Regions from separate parts of the Mus musculus genome. Here region 1 is linked to region 2. A link is a contact called in ENCODE Hi-C or POLR2A ChIA-PET data. All regions are on one chromosome and are shown on one strand. The core of a region is the stretch at or near the end of the contact, and the rest is flanking DNA. Distances in the headings are between cores, read along the strand shown. Region 1 holds the start of Slc25a23 (solute carrier family 25 (mitochondrial carrier; phosphate carrier), member 23). Region 2 holds the start of Gtf2f1 (general transcription factor IIF, polypeptide 1).

The links. Hi-C counts contacts between places; a loop is a spot of excess contacts on that map. ChIA-PET counts read pairs that join two places held with the same protein, here RNA polymerase II (POLR2A).
Region 1: a map of left cerebral cortex shows a loop between it and region 2 (6-fold over the local background). The contact joins the promoter of Slc25a23 here to the promoter of Gtf2f1 in region 2. A Hi-C loop is called at or near these places in 1 of 37 maps with a recorded cell type or tissue (left cerebral cortex). POLR2A ChIA-PET finds 5 or more read pairs at or near these places in 4 of 5 experiments (Patski and embryonic stem cell).

The regions. Positions count from the first base shown.
Region 1 is chr17:57,056,776-57,061,975 of GRCm38, reverse strand. It overlaps Slc25a23 (solute carrier family 25 (mitochondrial carrier; phosphate carrier), member 23), which reads left to right and starts at 2,113. Exons shown (of 10, transcript NM_025877.4): 1 at 2,113-2,455; 2 at 3,742-3,868. The coding sequence starts at 2,303.
Region 2 is chr17:57,008,232-57,013,436 of GRCm38, reverse strand. It overlaps Gtf2f1 (general transcription factor IIF, polypeptide 1), which reads left to right and starts at 2,149. Exons shown (of 13, transcript NM_133801.2): 1 at 2,149-2,328; 2 at 2,415-2,461; 3 at 3,677-3,749. The coding sequence starts at 2,317. It also overlaps the pseudogene Gm17949.

The sequences.
Region 1 (5,200 bases), core at 864-3,363, 49 kb before region 2:
AAGTCAGACCTGGGAATGCTAACCTGTATTCTAAATGTATTCTGGAGGCTGAGGCAGGAGGACCCCAAGTTCAAAGCCAGCCTGAATAAACCCTATTTCAAAAGTAAAAGGGGCTGGGAGCGTGGCTCGGGGCCAGAACCCCTGCCTTAAATGGCCTAGTGAAGGTCGCCTTCCAAGAATGTCTTAGTGATTGGATCGCCCCTTACTCAGCCATGAATTCCTCCTTAGCATGCCTGAGACCCCTGGGTTCCATTTTCATCCCATAACCAAAAAAATCAACCAACCTGTACAGGACTAGTTTTGTAGAAAGATACATGTAGGCTTGTAGTCAGAGTGTAATCAGAACACCTGCTTAGATTAAACCCGTGCGGTATTAAAAAAAAAAAAAAAAAAAAAAAAAACCGGACAAAGATCTGTGCAGAATCTCGCCCAGCTTAACGGAAGGCCTTATGTCCACACTGAAGAACATCCGTATGAGGTCCACCTGCCAGGGAAGTGTCTGTGAGGAAGCATGGATTTGGGGCGTCTGCGCAGAAGTAGTGATGTCCCACGGCACCCACACAGAAACTCTTATGCATGGAAACATCTGGTAGCTGGTAGAGGGAGTGGGTGGGACTTTCACCTGTTCACCACAGATGTATGGGCACAGCTTGGGTGGGGACCGCATGACCTCTGGATGTATCTTTGGGTAAAAGGTGGTCATGCACCGGATATGATGGCACGTGATTGCCGTCCCAGCAACTGGGATTCCGAAGCAGGCGAACTGCTGCACATTCAAGGCCAGCGAGGCTACAGAGACCTTGGCTCAAAAGGACAATAACAACAATAGCCATAGAGCTGCAGCTGGAGTTCTGTGGCTAGTTTATCTAGCACATACAAGGCTATATACAACACCCATTGTAGTGTAGCATACGCCTTAGATCCCAGGTGGAGCTCTGTGAGGTCCAGATCAGCCCGGTCTACATAGTAAATTCCGTGGCTACATAGAGAGACTGTGTCTTTGAACAAGAAAAATAAATAAATAAATAAATAAATAAATGAGGCGTCGTCCCTTCCTGGGAGTGGTGGTTTAAACTCTGTTTAAATCTCTGCTCTGGCCCTAAATGGGAATCCAGACTAAGATTTGAAGCTTTTGATTTCTCCACTGTAGCGTGGGAAAAGCTAGTGTCACCTACCTACCTCACAGGGTTTGGGGTAGGTTCGTTACTGAGCAGCGAGTGAAGGGCTCTGGCATGCGCAACGCACTCAATGTGAGCTCTTATTTATTATTCGCGGTCAGACGGACGCCCTTCCCCCTGACGGTGAGACGAAAAACTGCACCCGAAACTTGTGGGCGGGACTTCAGCAGGTGCAACCACAGCCGCCGGCTGAGGCCCCGCCTCCAGAGCCCCTCCTCCTGATCGTTATCTTTAGTGGCGCGGGAGATACTGGTCCGCGACTCCCTTTCCAGGCAGGTCTGCAAAGAGCAGCCTTCAGAGAGTCTGAATTGGGGCGCGGCCCCTTTAAGAATGCCTAGCGGGCTGCGAGCTGCGGGACAGGAGGCCGCGGCGGGTCAACCGGGAAGCCCCGCCTAGGTAGAGCGGACCGCCGCAGCTAGGGCGCATTGACCAATAAGGATTTAACTTTGCAGCCGCGCCGCTCGTTGACCTTGCGTTTCTCTCTCCGAGTGTCACCAAGAAAAGGAGGCGCGCGGGCGGAATGAAGTGTTGGGGAGGGAGCCCACACCTCTTTGTTGATCTGCTGTTTCTATCATCGACTGGGGAATCTAACTAGAGCAGGCGGGCGAAAGAAGCTTTTAAACTGGTTCAGAATTCTTTGCGTAGACCTGGGAGAAGCAAAAACTTGAATTTCTGATAAGTGATCCGTTAGAGAGGAAGGTGTAAATGAACAAGATTACGAATCCAATTCCTGACAATTCCCTACCAAAACCATTTAAGGAAAAAAGGGTAAACTGAGGCAAGCAGAGTACTAAGACGGTTGCCTCTCCTACCGTCCCAGGAATGCGCTGTCAGATGTGCAAAACCAGAGCCTCCTAGAATGCTTCCCCACGCCCCCTGCTCCGCCCCCAGCCCCCTCCCCCAAGTAATGCGGGTCGGAGGAGGAGACCAAGTTCTGGCGCGGGCGGGGACGACTAGCATTTATCACTTCCAGCAAGTGCCGGAGCTCGGCCCCGCACTGAAGAGGCTGCGGTGCGGGTGGGCGCGGGAGCTGGCTTTGTGGGGACCCCGGGGGGGAGGGGGAGCCAGAAAGCCCCCGCCGAGGCCGTCGCTGCGGGGCCTCCCCTCCCCCCTGGGCGGGCGCCATGCGGGGGGGCTCAAGCGACGCGGAGCGGCGGCAGCGCTGGGGTCGCCTGTTCGAGGAACTAGACAGCAACAAGGACGGCCGCGTGGACGTGCACGAGTTGCGCCAGGGGCTGGCCAGGCTGGGAAGGGGAGATCCGGACCGTGCACAGCAGGTACTATGGGCAGCGACCACCGCGGCAGGATCCGCCCGCGCCGTAACCGGTGCCCCTTAATGCCGCGGCTACGGCAGCCACAGGCTACCTGTTGGCTGGACCCCACCACCTCTGTCTAGGTTCCCTTCCCTCTGTCCACCCGCGTCTGGCCTGACGTCGCGAAACAGGGCTGCCAAGGCTCCAGGCCTGCAGTGGCTGCGGTTGCCAGGACCCAGCGGCCCCTCCCCCCCCCACCGCCCCCTCCCCCACCCCCTGTGGGATGCCTACTGGGGGGGATGGACTGCAGAGCGGGACGCTTTCCCCTCCACGGCCCAGAGCCAAACCCTCCTCTGCTCTGTGCACAATCCGAGGGGTGACCCGCTCCCACCTGCAGCTAACACAACTTCACATCCTTGCTGGAGCACACACAGAGCCCCTAGCCAGCTCTCCTAGTCTCTTATTTACATTTGCTGCCAGCCGGCTCTTTCCCGGACCTGGCCAGTTGCCCCAGGCTGCTCCAGCTAGGGAGTCAGTCCATCTGAGGTCACTCTGCTTCTACTGGGGTCTGACCTGTCTAGGAAGGAATTTGAGGTAGGGGTGCAGTTTAGCAGTAAAGTGCTTTCCTGGCATGTGCAAAGGTCCTAGGTTCTAGCTCCAGTATGGGAGGTGGCAGTGGGGAGCAGCAAAAACTGGCCCTTTCTCCGTGTGACAGGGGACATGGAGCCCCTAGCCTTCCCTAAAACAGACCTATTGCATTTTTGTTGACCTTGAGTCTAAGGTCCAACTTTTGGATAGGAATATAAAGAGGCCCCATGGCTGTTGGGCCTTATATGAACCACGACTGTTTCTAACAGGACAAACACACACACACACACACACACACTCCTCAACAAGACTGCCAAGGAGACAGGATTTTATAAGGAAAATCTGGGTGGGCAAATTTGGGAAACAAGGTAATGAATGAGAGAGAATCAGAGTTCAAGGTCTCGTCCTACAGTACAGAGAATGTGAGGCTAGCCTGGGCTATATGAGACAGGTGTCTCAAAATTGACCAAAAAGTGCCCCCAGGTTGCCACTTCCCAGTACTATGACCTTGAACTGCCTCTGTGACTCTGTAGAGTCCTCAGTCTGCCTAGGGACTGAGACAAGAGGCAGATTCTTCTTATGGCCTGGGGCTGCTCCCTTCCATGAGGAACTGGGGCTCTGAGCTCCTGAGGCATGAGGCATATTCTAGCTGTCTTCCCCACACACGCCCTGTGGGGGTGCAGTCTGCTGGAGTCCCTGTGTCCCCTTTTTTCCTCTGCTAGGGTGTCTCCTCTGACTGGGATGCTGATCCTGATGGTGGCCTCAGCCTGGAGGAGTTTACTCGCTACCTGCAGGAACGGGAGCAGCGCCTTCTGCTCATGTTTCACAGCCTTGACCGGAACCAAGATGGTGAGATGGGCTCTAGGCTGGGGAATGGACAAGTGGGTTAGAACCCGAAGCGCCGGGGGAATGGGGAGGGCTGCTTCTGACTCATGGACTATTTTGGGAGTTCTCAGCTGCAACTAGGTGATTTGAGCCTGAACTGGCCCATCCCACCTCCTATCCCTTTTGCAGTAGGACCCCTCTCTCTGCCCATACACGTTTCTCTTCAGACAGTATACTTGGTTCGGAGACCCTCAAATACAAGGATAGACCCTTAACCAAGCATCTTCTGGGTTCCTTAAGTATTACCTTAAAGTTGGAGAGCTAGATCAGGGGTAACGTGGTTGCCACAAAGCCACAAGTCCCTAAGCTCAATCCCTTGTCCCCATAGATGCAGAGGTACATGCCTGTAAGCCCAGCCTTGGAGAGGGGGAGATGAAGAAAATGAATAATAATCAAATATTGCTTTAGTCCCTTGTAACATAGGAACCTCTGTGATCACCCCTGAACTCACGCATTCACTCCTGGAATAGAGAACTCTCCAATATCAACCCTGAGCAGCCCCCACAACCTGTATAAGAACCTCTCTCCTTACCATGGTGGCAAACAACTTTGATCCCAGCACTCAGGAGGCGGAGGGGCAGGCAGATGTCTGAGTTCAAGGCCAGCCTGGTCTACAGAGTGAGTTTCAGGACAGCCAGGGCTACACTGAGAAACCCTGGCTCAAAGGAGAGGTGGGAGGAGTCTCCCATGAGGCTGAGAAGCTGACTCAGTCAGAGAGGGACTGGAGTTCAAACCCCCGCACCTGTGTTAAAAAGCTAGGTATGGGGCTGGTGAGATGGCTCAGTGGATAAGAACACCGACTGCTCTTCCAAAGGTCCTGAGTTCAAATCTCAGCAACCACATGGTGGCTCACAACCACCCGTAATGAGATCTGACGCCCTCTTCTGGTGTCTGAAGACAGCTACAGTGTACTTATGTATAACAATAAACATCTAAAAAAAAAAAACCACTTAAAAAAATAAAAAAGCTAGATGGGCATGGTGGTGCACGCCTTTAATCCCAGCACTGGGGAGGCAGAGGCAGGCGGATTTCTGAGTTCAAGGCCAGCCTGGTCTACAGAGTGAGCTCCAGGACAGCCAGGGCTATACAGAGAAACCCTGTCTCAAAAAACCAAAAAAAAAAAAAGCTAGGTATGGTGGTGCCCACCTGTGACCCAGCACCGGTGAGGTAGAGACTGGAGGTGGTAAGGTGGATCTTAGGGTTAGACTTCCAGATAAGTCACCGGACTCCAGGTTCAGCAAGAGACCCTGTCTCAAAAGAAAGATGGAGAAAGACTGAAGACAGCCATTGACCTCT
Region 2 (5,205 bases), core at 900-3,399:
CTTTCCCAAGTGCTGGGATAAAAGATGTGTGTCACCACTGCCTGGCTGGGCTAGACTCTTATTCGATCTAAAAAAAGGTTATTAGATCTCTTTTATCATTTATCTAGTTGGAGAAGGATGGCACATGTGCCATTCATTCACAGGAGTCAGTTCAGGGGTTGAATTCAGGCTGTGAGGCTTGGCCGCAAAATGTCTTCACCCAGTGTGCCATCTCTGGCCCGTAGCACAGACTGGCCTGTCTATGTAGTCAAGGGTGCCTTGCCCAGCATGCACCCAGTTTCTGCTGGGTATGGGACCCAGGACTTTGCGCATTCTAGGCCAGTGACCTTTTTTTTTTTTTTTTTTTTTTTGATTTGTGAGTGTTTGTTTACATGTATGTGTGAGTGTGTGCAAGACCAGAAGAGAGTACAGGAAACCCTGGAAATAGAGTTAACAGATAGTTGTGAGCTGTCATTTGGGTGCTGGGAAGCAAACCCAGCTTCTGGACAGGAGCAGCCAGTGTCCTTAACTCTTACATCACCACAACACTGTCAGATAAGAACAGGTTAGGGCTGCAAGGCAGTCACTGGGCCAGCAGACCCTGGCTTCCTGGGGACTCCGTCCAGCCATGAGTGACCCCATGAACTCCTGTGAACTCTCACCGTGGGTACCAGGAGTCCCTTCTGCATGATGTCCCGGATCTGCCGTCCCCTCTGGGTGCTTCTCTGAGCCTCCTCCCGCAGCAGCTGGCCCAGCTCCACATGGTAGAAGCCGTATTTCAGAGCCATGTTTCTGCACTGGGTCCCTTTCCCGCAGCCGGGCCCCCCCACCACGAAGATGATCAGGGGATACCTCAGGATATCTATGGTGTTCAGGGAAGAAAGATGGTACTAGTGCAAGTCTATAAGAAATCCTGGACTCACGTTGAAGCATCCCCCTGTGGGGATTTTCCTGAGCCATTTGCACAGACCTCCATGAAGTGCCTTAGTGACTCCATCACCCCATTTTACAGATAAAGAAGAGGGCCCTCAAACTCACCCAGTAGCACCCTGCTCCGCCCACCATGCGGTCCTTTCTATGCTGCCTGCTTGTGCCTCTAGTCACACAACCTCTGAGTTGGGATAAGACCTCTCTGCCCTTTCCTCTCCTCCGCAGTCAGCCCTCGTTCTTTGTCCCTTTCAGTTCACTTTGGTCTTCCTAGCCAGCCTCTGTAACTTAAGGCGCACTCCCTGAAGGCGGAGAAATGAATGCCTCCCCTACTAGACACATCTGTGGAGTCAGTTGTTTATGCAAAGACAGTCATGGAATCAGCCTATCTCATTCCTCTCAAGTTCAATGCCTGTGCCTCCCTTGCCCCTCTGCTTAACCAACTCCTTTGCATCCCGTAGGCTCCCTTTCTCTGATTTGTCCCCAGAGAATAGTACTTTCCATTTCCGACACTGGCTCCTCTACTCAAGTTATATGCCAAAGGCATCAACCAACAGTGAGGTGGGAGCATGCGCAGATGCGTTCCTTCCGTGCAGGGGTTGGTGTACACCCCCAGGTAGTGGGGATACTTGCCCATCTCCCCCTTTCGTTGGCCCATGTAAACCAACCACCCCACGTCGTTACCCTTCTCCTGGGGCCTCAAAGCTCTGCCCAGCTGGGGCAGCGTGGACTCGCACAGACCCATCCCGCCCGCAATGCCGGGGTACGCTGGGGCCCTGTCTCCACCCTGCACCGAGTCCCCGGCTCCGCTCTACGTCACAAGGGACTCATTTTGCAAGATCCTCGGGATCCCCATATCCCAGGACACAGAAAACTGAACCTCAGACCCGCCCCAGAAGAGCCGAAGAAGCCACCCCACAGAGTGGGCCTCGGTTGCCATGGCAACTCGGCCTCCGTTCCCGCTTCTTGGACACATTTACGCTTGCGCAAGAGGATCGAGTTCGCGTCTACCAGGAGACTCCATTTCCACCCTACCCAGGATGCTCCGCGGTGCCTGCGTCGTGACGTCACGACGGGCGTGTCTACACGTGACTTTTCCGTGGTATATAAACAGAGAACGCCGCCAAAAGGTGGCTTTCTCTCCGAAGCTGGTGATCTAGAGTAGTTACAGCGGCTGCGCTCTTCTCGGTGTGGCAGCTCAACTTCCGGGTCAGGCTCTAACGCATGCGCAGAGAGTTAGGTCTCTTTTTCTCGTCTTCCAGCATTCTCCGAGACTTAAGGATTTGGAAATCCAAAGCACAGCATCACACTAACGTGACAACCAGGAAAGGTGCCTTCCCTTTCCTGGAGCCGAGGGACACAACGAAGTTCATCCCGTCAGGCCGACCGGGAGCAGCTTGAGCAACGGCCATGGCGGCTCTAGTGAGTATGAATGAGGTGGGGACAGAGGTGTCGCAGAACAGACCCCGCGCCCTCTCCTCGCCTTACAGACCCCTGCTCTCTTGCAGGGCTCCAGCAGCCAGAATGTCACCGAGTACGTCGTCCGAGTCCCCAAGTAAGTCCCCGTCCACCCACACTCCAGAACCTCGGCCCTGTGTTCCCCTGCCACCCCGTCCAAGACACAGTAACAGTTACCCCTTGGTAGTTAATGTCAGGGGTCGGTGACTTTGCCCTGAGTCAGACGGGTCAGGTCAGACATGGTGACTGCCTTTAATCTCAGCACTTGGGAAGCAGATGTAAGAGAATTTCTGTGAGTTCGCAGCCAGCCAGGTCTGTATAGTGAGTTCCAGGACAGCCAGGGCTACATAGTCGGGTCCTGTCCCAAAATAAAAGAAAACCCCAAACTGGTCACAGGTGGTATACATCCTGTTTTTTTGTGCCAAGTGCCATGTCCCTCAACTTCTAACTTTATTTTAGGTGGGTACATGCTAGGCAAGTACTCCACCACCGAGCCACACCCAGCCCCCTCTTAAGTTTTGTTTATTTTGAAGACAAGAGTCTTACTGTGTAGTTCAGATGGTTTGATCAGGCTGGCTTTGAACCCACTCAGATCCATTAAGACCCTTGCCTGCCTGCCCTTCTTTCTACATAGGGGTCCTCCGCACTTTTGGTTCCTTTTTTCTTTTTTTCTCTTTTGGTTTTTCGAGACAGGGTTTCTCTGTGTAGCCCTGGCTGTCCTGGAACTCACCTTGTAGACCAGGCTGGCCTCGAACTCAGAAATCCACCTGCCTCTGCCTCCCAAGTGCTGGGATTAAAGGCATGTGCCAACTCTGCCTGGTGGTCCCTTTGTTTCTTGAAGATTTAATTTATTATCTATGTGTATGAATGTTCTCTCTTGTCTCTCCTCTCTCACTCTCGCTCTTGCTCTCGCTCTCACTCTTTCTGTATGTGATGCTGTAAGAGAGCCTAGTGTCTGTGGATCTTTATCTGATGGGGTTGGGTTGGATGAGATGGATCTTGATTCTTTAAAACAAAACAAAACAAAACCCCTGAAAAACTAGAGCGTGGTTCTCAACTTGCAGGTTGCCTAAGACCATCGGAAAACACAGATATTTACATGACCATTTATAGCTTACAGTTGTGAACTAAACAAAAATAATTTTATGATTGGGTCACCGCAGCATGAGGAGATGTATTAGAGGGTCAGAGCTTTAGAACCATTGCTCTGGAGTCTTTTATGAGTTCCCAGAATTACCTACAACCAAGGGTGTAAAGCATAGATTTGTTGAATGAATAATCAATAGATTGAATAGTTTCTTGCCCATTCCAGGAACACAGCCAAAAGATACAACATAATGGCTTTTAATGCAGCCGATAAAGTCAACTTTGCTACCTGGAACCAGGTAAGTGGGTGATTCTGGGTGGCTGGGGCAGGGACCTAACCCTGGGCTGGTGACTATGTATAGTAATAACTTTACTGAAACGATGGTGCCCACACCTGTGGCTCCAGCAGATTTGTGATTCCAGCCATTTGGTGGCTGAGGCAGAAAGACTGAGTGTTTTAGACCAGCTTGTGCTACATAAATCCTAGCTCCAAAGAAAAGAAGTGCAAAGCAAAGCAAAGCATGTCAGAGGATGTGGTTCAGTCAGTAGAGCACGAATCTAGCATATATGAGGCCAAGCTGGATCCCCAGCGCCATGTATACTAGCCATGGTGGCACACGCCTGTCATCCCAGCACGGGAAGGGGGTAGGACCTCAAACTGAAGATGATCCTTGCCTGCACAGTAAAGCCCACGATACATATAGACGGTGTCTTTTTTTTTTTTTTTAATGGTTTTTCAAGACGGGGTTTCTCTGTGTAGCCCTGGCTGTCCTGAAACTCACTTTGTAGATCAGGCTGGCCTCCAACTCAGAAATCCACCTGCCTCTGCCTCCCAAGTGTTGGGATTAAAGGTGTGCGCCACCACTTGCCAGCCACAGACCATGTCTTAAAAAAGTAAAGTAGTGGGTAGCAAGATAACTCAGTGAGCAAAGAGGTGGCTCCAAGTGTGTCCTTGGATCTCATACAGGCAATGTCATGTACAACCTCCACAAAAAGAAATACACTTTAAAAGTTTGGGGTTTTTGTTTTTAAGAAAAAGCCAGCTGGCCGTAGTGGCACATACCTTTACTGCCAGTTCGAAAGCAGCAGAGTCAGTGGATCTCAGACTTCAAGGCCAGCCTGGTCTGCATGGTGAATTTCACTGTAGTGAGACCCTGTCTCAAAAGGATAAAATGATTCCACAAGATGGGTATAGCCAGAGATACTACTATCCCAGCACCAGGGAGGTAGAGGCAGGAGGATCATAAGTTTGAAGCCAGCCTGGGCTACATAACAGGACTTTCTAGATAATACTAAGAATAAAAAAAAAATGTTAAAGGCCAAAGTTTTAAACTATCCACTCTTTTGGGTGCCATGTTAAAATGTCACTATCTTCATATTGTTGAGGTTGCTCCTGGGCCTTCCTCAGGTGGTCACTATACATCTTTAGTCTCTGTACTCCATGATCTCATGAACCAGTCTGCTTTACTGTTATTGTAGTAAGTCCCACATTCCCTGTGACCAGAGTATTCTGTGTGTGTGATGTTTGTATGCATGTGGGCACGCTGTGCCTGTCAAGGCCAGAGTTGACATCAGGTGTCTTCCATAGTCACTCTACACCATATTTCGATGACATCTGTTGGGCCACTGGTATGTGGGGGATACAGAGTTTGGAGATCAGAGAAGACTTCAGGAGTCACTTCTCACCTTTTGCAGTGTGGGTCCCAGGGCTTGACCTCAAGCCTCGGGCTTGACAGCAAGTACCGTCCCATAGCC